Linked DNA regions of Homo sapiens: region 2 is linked to region 1. Evidence: chromatin contacts called from ENCODE Hi-C or POLR2A ChIA-PET data. All regions are on one chromosome and are shown on one strand. Each heading gives the region's core, a stretch centred on a gene start or an enhancer-like site at or near the end of the contact. The rest is flanking DNA. Distances are from core to core; before and after follow the strand shown. Region 1 overlaps AMPH (amphiphysin). Region 2 overlaps AMPH (amphiphysin).

Region 1 (4,766 bases), core at 2,267-4,766:
GCATCCCAGGAGAGGGGTTTTGCAAAACGGCAAGAAAGGTGTATAGCTGAGGGGGAGAAGGCGGGTGGGGTGCTGAGGAGACGCCTCTGAAGCAGGCAGTGGATGAATACTGGGGAAGAGGTGAAGTTCAGCTCTGAAGACCAAGCAGAGGCTCCTGGATCTGGTATGACATGCAGCAGATATTCATCATTTGTGTATGTGTTTCTGAGAGGGAGAGGCGAGGAGGGAGTGGGGACCTGTTGGGTACTTAAAATGGGTGGGCAGTAGGGTACGAGGAAGACAAGAAGTCAGGTGGCAAGGGAGACAACAAGGATCCAATTTGTCTTCTCTGTCAGTGTGAAGAACAGAACCCCGACTAGATTAAAGTGCAAGGTTGTATGTTTTGCAGGGAAATCATAGCAGGTGCCCCAAATCTGGAAAATGATGCACAAAGGAAGCTCCCAAGTCTTCAGGCCCAAGATTCTGAAGAATGGAGGAGCCCCTCAGTGACGCACCATGGAGGGGTTTGGAAGGAAGTCCCTCAAGCGTGAAGTCTAAATCTTATGAATGCGGTCCCCATGTACAGTAACTGACACTTAGCTGGTGCTTGATATATTTTAATGAACAAATGAACATGTGGACTTGGAAGCAATAATTGGACACTCCAAAGGCAACATTCCTTGGACAACTGGAACACAAATTGAAGGACAGGTCGCTATTGCCCCACCCCACTTCCAGCAACCACAGGAAGGAGGAAAAAAAATTAGGAACAGTAACAGAGAAGGAACAACAAGAGAGGTAAGAAAACAAGGAAAGTTCGTATCTTGGAATCTTGGGGGAGAATTGGAAGTTTGGTGGCATCTCCAAATGCCACAGACAGCACTTTGTGATCACTGGTAGGGTTTTGGAGAGCAGAGCATAATGACACAGAGTTTAATATTTACTGGTGGGAGAGGGTGTAGGGTATCAGCCATGTGGCAAGGTGCGTATGGACAAGGCACTCCTGGGCTGGACTGGTTTTACAGGGCATCAGAGTGCAGCAGGGAGGGAAATAAGCATGCAATTCTGACCCAACCCTCAAGAATCAAACAACCTGAGTGTTTGACCTGAGATCGGGGGGACTGGGAATTAACTGGATTTTAGGAAACAAAGATAAAATTTAGATTTCTTTGGAAAGAGCTTCAGGGTACCTACCTGGCCTTCCTCTCAATTTGCATAGATGTAAGGGTTATGTCTCAAATATCTTTTAAGTGGAAAAAGTCACTATTTGCTGCTGCTTGTTAAGTGATCCTTAAAAGGTATTACCAATGAGTCACAAAATATTTGGATGGAATATTAAGCTTATTCGCGCATGGTTTATTTGGCTTTATGAACAACTTATCAACCCCCTACTGTGTGCCTTGAAGAACGCTGCCCGTGAACATCCAGGCGGTCTCCTCCTGGTGATTCAGGACAGGATCATCATCAAACAGGGATGCACCTGCAGGGCTCAAAGATGAACAAAACCACCTGGATCTCCATTTTCTAAGTCTTCCAAGAGAATATTGGTCATTGTCTTCTCTGTGCTGTTACCAAATGTCCGATTCCATTTACTGAAGTCCTAGGAAAGTCTCACACCAGGAAGACGGTAGCTACAGCACTGTGTAGAAAAGCTGTGCGATCTGCTCATCTCCAAGTTCTGACACGTTTGTAAGGTTTTTAGTTGAGTTCCAAGTAAAAACCAGAAGGCAGCTGTTAGTTGGGCTCCTTTGAAAAGAGGAGTAGAGTCCTATCAAGGCCAATCCATTGGCCAGTCTATTTCTAAGGCTTCAAGGTGTTCAGCCATGCAATTTTGCATGGAATAAAGCACTGAGCTTCCGCCATCTTTAAACTCATTGAGTTCTCATAACTTTTGTAGTTTCCCGAAGGCATTTTCTTTAATGGGCCATCTGAATGGGCCATGGGGTCATGCTGGGATTGTTCCAATGACCTGGTTAGAGGCTTCTTTATGTAAGAAAAGAGGGCTCAGAATTCTAAACGTGCACACTCCACTGGGCAGCCTAAGATGTGATGGATATGGTTTTCTGGCTGACTCCAAAGCCACCCCAGCTTTGTCAGGAAGAGCAGGCGTGGTGGAAGCAATGCAACAGCATGGTATGGGAGCTTTTACCTGTCCCAGGGGCCCTGGCTACCCTGAGATAGTGTTAAAAATTGAAATTGCTGGCCAGGTGCGGTGGCTCACACCTGTAATCCTAGCACTTTGGGAGGCTGAGGCCGATGGATCACTAGGTCAAGTTATCAAGACCATCCTGGCCAACATGGTGAAACCCTGTCTCTACTAAAAATACAAAAATCAGCCAGGCATGGTGGCACGCACCCGTAGTCCCAGCTATTTGGGAGGCTGAGGCAGGAGAATTGCTTGAACCTGGGAGGCAGAGGTTGCAGTAGGCTGAGATCATTCTACTGCACTCCAGTCTGGCGACAGAGCGAGACTCTGTCTCAAAAAAAAAAAATTCAAATTGCCAGGCAATTTTACTTTGCAATTATATGCATCACACAGGTTTACATGAGTGACTATTTGTCATATTGGTAGGAATGCCAGGTAGGTGTATGTTTAATAAGAACTACTGGCTTTCTTTCCAAACAGTTCTGACTCATAACTATTTGAAGGTCTGCATGACATTGGGTTTCTAAGAAGAATCTTAAATCATGGAGAGGAAGCTCAGAAAGGACCAAGGCCTGACTGGGTGTGGTGGCTCACGCCTGTAATTCCAGCACTTTGGGAGGCTGAGGTGGGCAGATCATGTGGTCAGGAGATCGAGATCATCCTGGCTAACACAGTGAAACCCCATCTCTACTAAAAAATACAAAAAAAATTAGCCGGGTGCGGTGGCGGGCACCTGTACTCCCAGCTACTTGGGAGGCTGAGGCAGGAGAATGGTGTGAACCCGGGAGGCGGAGCTTGCAGTGAGCCGAGATCACGCCACTGCACTCCAGCCTGGGCAACAGAGCAAGACTCCGTTTAAAAAAAAAAAAAATGAAAGGACCAAGGCCTGGTTCAAGGCCATTTGGGATACAATACAAACTTGCCATTATATGACTGGGTGATGTGCCTAGGATGGGTTGGTGGTGTGAGAACTTGAACGGAATAACTGAGAAAGAGAAGTGGAAAGAACTTTACACTAGTAATCCCAGAAAGTCCTTGAAACTAACATTCCTTAGAAAATCCACTGAAATGGAAAACAATGTTCACTCCACATTCAAGGACATTTCTGGGGAATGCCACCACCACACGCCCATCCCCTCCATCTCCTTCATTTTCAATGCATTAGGAATTCTTGGATTTTGGCAATTCCTGAAACAAACAAACAAAAAATCTGATAACTCTTATTTAGTGTAAAAAAAAATCCAAAGGCATTTTAAAAAACAGGACTAAATAGCTAATTAAAATCACGTCATTTCAGAAGAACTTGTTACATTCATCTAGGAACATTCATCTAGGGCTACAGTTATCTGGGCCATGTCCTGGCAAACTGTACACTGTGAGCAGCCACTGTGGGCAGGAGGGTGAAAGGAATTTAAGAATGATTCATCACATCTTCTGCTCCAGGAGATGTGGCAAGCCAATTATCTTTGCAGAACATTAGGTGCATTTTATTATTAGAGCGAATTTTTCAGTCTTGGCTTTTAACATCCTGTGTGTACTCTACTGTCAGGAGTGGCTTTCTATTACGAATCTTACATTGCTGCATTCCACTTGCTGAATTATCAGTCATGCTCCTGGGCAGTGACATTTGCTTTTCTTGCACTAGAATAGCATTCATGATGACCCAGCTTCTCTGTATATTAGCCCCTGGAAAAATCTTGGCTCAAAAACAGTTATTTCCCTATTCACACTTAAAACAACAAAGTCAGTAATACACCAGGAAGATTCAAACCATGAATCAGGAATACATACTAAATCTAAAAGTCTAATAATATACATTCTTGATCAGCCTATGTTGTATAAAGAATTATATTAGCAGAAAAGAGTCCAAATCAACTAAAAGGATTTGCGTTAAGAATTCTCTTTTGGAAATAATGGCCAAGTGAATTCACTTTTCTATTCCAACTGATCTAATTTTTATGTACCTACGAACATAAACATGCCAAAAAGGAAAGTGACCAGAAAATGAAGCTGGTGTGAGAAGAAATTGCTGATTATGAAGGTCGTAAGATTATCAGTGATTCACGGACTGGGAGTCTACAGCCGGCACCTTTAAGGGCTCTCCGTTGGCAGCTGTTATTGGTGCTGCAGTAATTGCTGGATGTCAGGGAACACCGAGTGACCAGCAATGACTGGAATGAAAGAAGTGGGGAGGTGCGGTGGGGGCGTGGAGTGCAACCTAGTGGAAGAACAAGCATATTTCTGCACAAATAACAACTCCAATACCAACTGTTTCAAGCAGAGTATCCGACTGGAACAAAATTTCCAAAAAAAAAAAAAAAAAGACTCATCAAAAGGAATTAGGGTAATCGTTGAAGATTACCAAAGGTTTATTTGGAATGACACAGCACTGAAAACATAATTGTTACAGATGATTTGTGGATACAGCATACACCATCTATTTTACTTTAGAACAATCTGTGAAGATGAGTTGCATAAATAGAAAGAGGTGGAAATATAGAGGAGCTGTTTTTATAGTGTTCTTTTGGGGGTAGATGAATATGCCCCATCTTTCTACCCAATCTCATAAAGGCAGAAGAGAAGACTGCTTAGCTGCCCATCCCAACTAGCCTACCTCCAGCCACAGCGGCTGGACAGCTAG
Region 2 (5,228 bases), core at 645-3,144, 81 kb after region 1:
GTTTAATGCATGTATCTTCCCAAGACTTTCCTTAGTTCAACTACATATAGATGGTCCTCAACTTATGATGGTTCAATCTATGATTTTTTTGGACTTTAGGAAAGTGTAAAAGCAATAGGCATTCAGCAGAATGTGTGAAAACACTCTCTCATGAGGCGGGGCAGTGGCAGTGAACCACACTTCCCAGTTAGCCCTGTGATCACGAGGGTAAATGACTGCTATTATGTTCTACAGTGTACTATAGTCAGTAAATTACACAAGATATTCAACACGGTTATAAAATAGGCTTTGTGTTACATAACTTTGTCTAACTGTAGGCTAATGTTAAGCGTTCTCGGCGCGTTTAAGGTAGGCTGGGCTAAGTCATGATGCTCAACAGGTTAGGTGTATTTAATGCATTTTAACTTGCAATATTTTCTACTTACGATGGGTTTATCAGGACACAACCCCTTTGTAAGGCAAGCAGCATCTGTACAAGAAAGCTTGAACTGGACTGGGGACTATAAATTTTTCTACAGAAATTTCATTTTCACCCAACATAGGGAGAATAAAGGTGGTAGTTTCTCTCTACAGTTACCTTTGCCCAGCCCTTATTGTTTCTCTTCAATTATTTCTTCAATTCAATTTTATTAAGTGGCCACTCATATGCAAGTGTGTGTACTAAAAAATGTCCAGGTGTACCAAAAAATGTGAGATGACATATAAACATAACCGCTTTTCTTGGCAGTACCTGCCAACTCTAAACCACTAGGAGAGGGAAGGTTTCATGCAGAGGTAGGATTTAAATGGAGCATTGAAAGAAAAGAGTTTTGTAGCAAGAGATAGGAGAAGAGAGAGCATGCTCGCCTGAGCATGCCGAGAACGTGGTAAGAAGTCCCAAAAAACTTGAATATAGGGCATGTGAGGAAATATCAAGTCAAATAAGAAAAGCAGGTGGATACCTTCATGACAATCACAATGCCTAAAGCCTCACATCTCAGTCTCCCTAACTGGAAACTTCTCTTAAAGCCCCGGCACCGTGGGATTATCCTAGATGGGGCCACCTTCATCTCATCATGAGCTCTATCCCCCAATATATTTGACCTCTTCCTACCTGTGAAGGTGACCGAGGCCGTGCTGGTGCGGGAGACGCAGGTGCTAATGTATGATTTGGACTTGCTGTCGGGCTCGGGAGGGGTGAAGGCTCCTCAGGCGGTGATGGTGTCTTTGCAATGCGGAGAGGACCCGAATCACTAGAGGAACACAGGGGATTGGGCAAGGGGCCTTCTCAAGAACAGTATTCATCTAATCAGGGGTTTTCCATTTCAGAGAAACCCAGAAGCCTAACAGGTACTGTCTGTTGTCCTGCTCTCCCCTTCCAGGTTAATTCTGGTTAATTGCAACAGTGATGGTGATAACTGGTACCATTTATTTGCACTACAGAGACCTCATTCATGTATTATCTTTTGTCTTCACAGTAGCCATGTTTTATTGTCCCCACTTTACAAGTAGTAAAGTGGGGCATAGATAGGTTAAAAATAAAAACTCTAAAATCACCCAGCCATTTAGTGAATCTGAATTCAGGTCTTAGTAATGCAAGCCCTCTGTTCTTTCAAACAAGTTCTGCAAGAATCTTCCAAACATAAGCTGAATTGATTTTACTCGTTTCACTTTCTATTTACAAGAGAATCTTGCCATGTCACAATCTATAAAAAACTATGAAAATTGTAACTTTTATATTAAAAGGTAACCTTAGGATAGTGTTAGTAAGGATTTTGTAGAAGTGCTTTCTAATAACATTTGGAAATAAACTCACTAATTATTTCTCTTTCTAGACCTTATAAATAACTACTCAACTCAGGCATCTTGAAATGTGCAACAAAATCAGACAAGATTCAGTTTCGTTTACTAAGAACCCACCATGTTCCTGGCATGCGGCCAGACGCTCGGGAACAGCCCAAATGTGATGACTAAGAAGCACTCAGGACACATCCTACTCTCTAAGAATTTCTAAAGTCTACAGCTCGAAGAAACAGAGTCTGTACCCCAAAATAAAAGAGCATGTACACAGCAGCATGGTCTACATATTCAAAGGGCTGAGGAAACTGGGTCCTTTAGCGAGAACACAGACATGCCACATGATTGGGGTCATATGCCAGCAATCATGGCCTCAGATGGAAACATAGCCCCAATCTAAGCTTAATAGAGATGCCACTGAGCTCACTCACCACCTCATTCTGCAGAGGAATGTTGAAAAAAAGTGAAAGGAACATTCATTAAGTGGTCATGGCCCCGCTTTTTCTTCACTGTATCTCATTTGGCAACATTACAATTTTCAGATGAATTTGTCCCTTTCATTTCCATGTAAGGGAACAACCCTAAATTTTTTCATGCACTTCATTTTTAAAACACTCAAATATCATTCTGATATTCCCATTCCAATTCTTCCTTCGTGCCTAGCCCCATACTGAAATAACCATACTGAAAACAGTAACTCTGCCTCTCTTATGTATTCTTTCAGGCAATATTCTTTCCCTTAGAAAGAGAAGATATACTACTGCTTACATAGTATAGAAACCATAGCAGAACCTATAAGTAGGGCTAATCCAAAGAGCAGGGAATAAGAAAATTAACAATCTCTAGAGGGATCCAAACATTAACATATGTAGAAGTTGGTTCATGTGTATGACTATGTGTGTTTTCATAAATGTATGCAAATAAGTGTTTGTATTAAAATGGCAAATATAGAATGTCAGGACTGTATATTACCTTGGAAACCATGTAGTTCAATAGTATCTTTTTTTTTCTATTGAATTAAAAAAAATGAGACCTCTAACCAGAGAGGTTTTGAACTTACTCAAGGAAGGCAAAGCAAGTTAACTGCAAAATCAGAAAACCGAAAGCTGGGTCTTCTGACTCCCAGCTCACTAGCCTTCAATCTCTGAGTACGTAAAGTCTACGAAGGATGGAATAAAAAGGATTCCAGAATCACTGGAGAAAGCTGGTGTGCAGCCGAACCCTGGCAAGGTAGACAGGTCACCTATGGATCATTGGGGCTCCGGGGTATTTGACTGGCATACTCATAATGCAACGTGCAATAAAACAAAAACAGCACAGTGTTCACCAGATCAAGAGTCAGGAGGTAAGAGGAAGATGAGATCTCACCTACTTCCTCTTTCCTTTCCCAAAATGGATTCATGAAAGACGTCAGCATCAATGATAACAATCAAGACAAACTGTCATAAACTTTGGGAATTCCTTTCTTCTCCGGAGAAAATATTAAGTGCATAACAAATTATATATTACAACAAGCATATACATTATATATTAAAATTTCACACTGTTGCTATCAGGCCTCATGGAAAGCAGAGAGAGGCAGAGAGGCAGAAAGTCAATGCTGTTGTGACAAGAAGAAGAATCCTAGTTGGGTCACTGAAGGCCAGACATAAATGTAAAAGCACAAAAATAAAATTAGTGTCAGCTTCTAGGGTGAAAAGGCTCCTGTGGGACTTTTGTAGGATAAATAAAATAGTACAGGCTGGTCCACAGATTGAAGAAATTTTAGCAAGCAGGACATTACAGGTGCTCCAATGAGCAGGGGCCTACCTGGGCGCTCCTTGGATGGTGAAGGCCTTGTCGGCGTGCTGGTCACCCAGTTTTGTCATCACTTCATACAGTTTGTGGCAAAGCTAAGGGGACAGAGGCCACTTGTCTATTAGTCACATGTCATTCTGGTGCCAATTCAGGCTATTCTCCCCAAGAAAGAAATTGCTTATTGAGAAGCTATAAATTTTATGATAGCTTGGATGGCCTCAGGATAACTGAAATTCTGTATACGGTTCAAATTTAAAATCTATGTCAAAACTGAAACAAACGAAACACGAGTAAACTAAATATATATGTATATATTTATTAACCAGAGTACAGGGCAGAAAACAAAAGCTTACTGTTTACATTGACTCCACCCTTTTGAACAACAACAACAAAAAGCAATCAACAACAGAGTTGATTATCTAAATACTTTGAGAGCAATTTTTCATTAGCCTAAAATACCACTGGGAATTCCAACTTTATAAACTGCCTGGTAAAAGAAACAACACTGTAAAACTGTGGCAAAATCTTCAAAAGATACAAAGAACTATGTGATCACTATGAAAAACCGTAGAAATGTTATCGAGGGTAATAACACACTGCTAAAAGAAACATACAAAAGGGTGAATTCTTTGGATAATTCTATCCCATTTCATTTGCTTCCAAAATAAACCTTCCTTTACTTTATATTCCATATGCAAAAATTATCGTCATGACTCACCACCGCAATTTCCTTATGAAACTTGGCTTCAAGGCTGGAGACGTTTTTGAAAGTATTAACATAAAATCCAACTCGTCTGCCATGTGGAAACACAAAGAGGAAAGAAGAGAGAGGGAAAGACCAGTCAGTAAAAATAATTTTAATAGCAATGAAATGTATGAAAACCCAGGTTTCTTTTACACCATTTTGAATAACTTTGGACTAAATAAAATACTGAACCCAAAGCAAGCCCAACATTTCCTCATCTGTTAATGAACAAAAACAAGTATCTTTTGGCATAGAGCATGACCTCTCCTAAAATTCAGTGCCTTAAGACAGTGATTCTCAAACTTTAGTGTGCATGAGAACCACCTGAAGGGTGTGTTTCTGATCTAGTAGGTCTGAACATGAAGACTGAGAATTTGTATTTCTGATGAGTTTCTAGGTGATAACTGATGCTGCTGATTCAGAGACAACGCTTATGGAACCCCCGCCCTGAGAACTTATTTATATTTTAGTTACTGTTTCTTGCTTTCAAGATTTGAGAAGTTCATTATTAACTTTTATAAACTATAAATGGTCTAGTTATTATTATGTGTTTGGACTCTGAAATTTGTTTCATAGAAGGAAATACAAAACCCGTAAATTAATTCTAACTGCTCATCAAAAATAAGAGCGTGTCATCACTGAGTAAATGAAAACATAAGCTGCCCCTTCATAATAGCAATGAGATTAACTTCTTCTATGGCTTATCTTTACTTAAATCCCTAACATATTTGACTTAATCTTAAATTTCTATACCTACAGTGATCATGTGACCCTGACTTCATATATTTTTCTTTTAATTGATTTTAAAAGATCATATACTTATTCATAAATACATGTGCATATACCTATTCATATGCATACAAATACACATGCATATAGACATCTATTCATTAATAAAGAAAATCCTCCA

Evidence for each region. Hi-C counts contacts between places; a loop is a spot of excess contacts on that map. ChIA-PET counts read pairs that join two places held with the same protein, here RNA polymerase II (POLR2A). Pooled maps may share reads with other maps.
Region 2: POLR2A ChIA-PET joins it to region 1 with 10 read pairs in activated CD4-positive, alpha-beta T cell. The contact joins two enhancer-like sites. A Hi-C loop is called at or near these places in 6 of 50 pooled maps. POLR2A ChIA-PET finds 5 or more read pairs at or near these places in 2 of 52 experiments (OCI-LY7 and activated CD4-positive, alpha-beta T cell).

The regions. Positions count from the first base shown.
Region 1 is chr7:38,379,240-38,384,005 of GRCh38, forward strand. It overlaps AMPH (amphiphysin), which reads right to left. Exons shown (of 21, transcript NM_001635.4): 21 at 4,465-4,766. Among named protein-coding and RNA genes, the nearest start is that of TRG-AS1, 40 kb to the left of the region's middle. Within about 2 kb of position 3,517, at least 2 of the 41 ENCODE cell types and tissues checked have a DNase peak (open chromatin) inside an H3K27ac peak, as active enhancers do.
Region 2 is chr7:38,461,882-38,467,109 of GRCh38, forward strand. AMPH (amphiphysin) reads right to left here. Exons shown (of 21, transcript NM_001635.4): 8 at 4,292-4,367; 9 at 3,586-3,668; 10 at 1,094-1,232. Among named protein-coding and RNA genes, the nearest start is that of TRG-AS1, 120 kb to the left of the region's middle. RefSeq lists enhancers at 1,789-1,868, 2,891-3,060, 4,564-4,733. Within about 2 kb of position 1,895, at least 3 of the 41 ENCODE cell types and tissues checked have a DNase peak (open chromatin) inside an H3K27ac peak, as active enhancers do.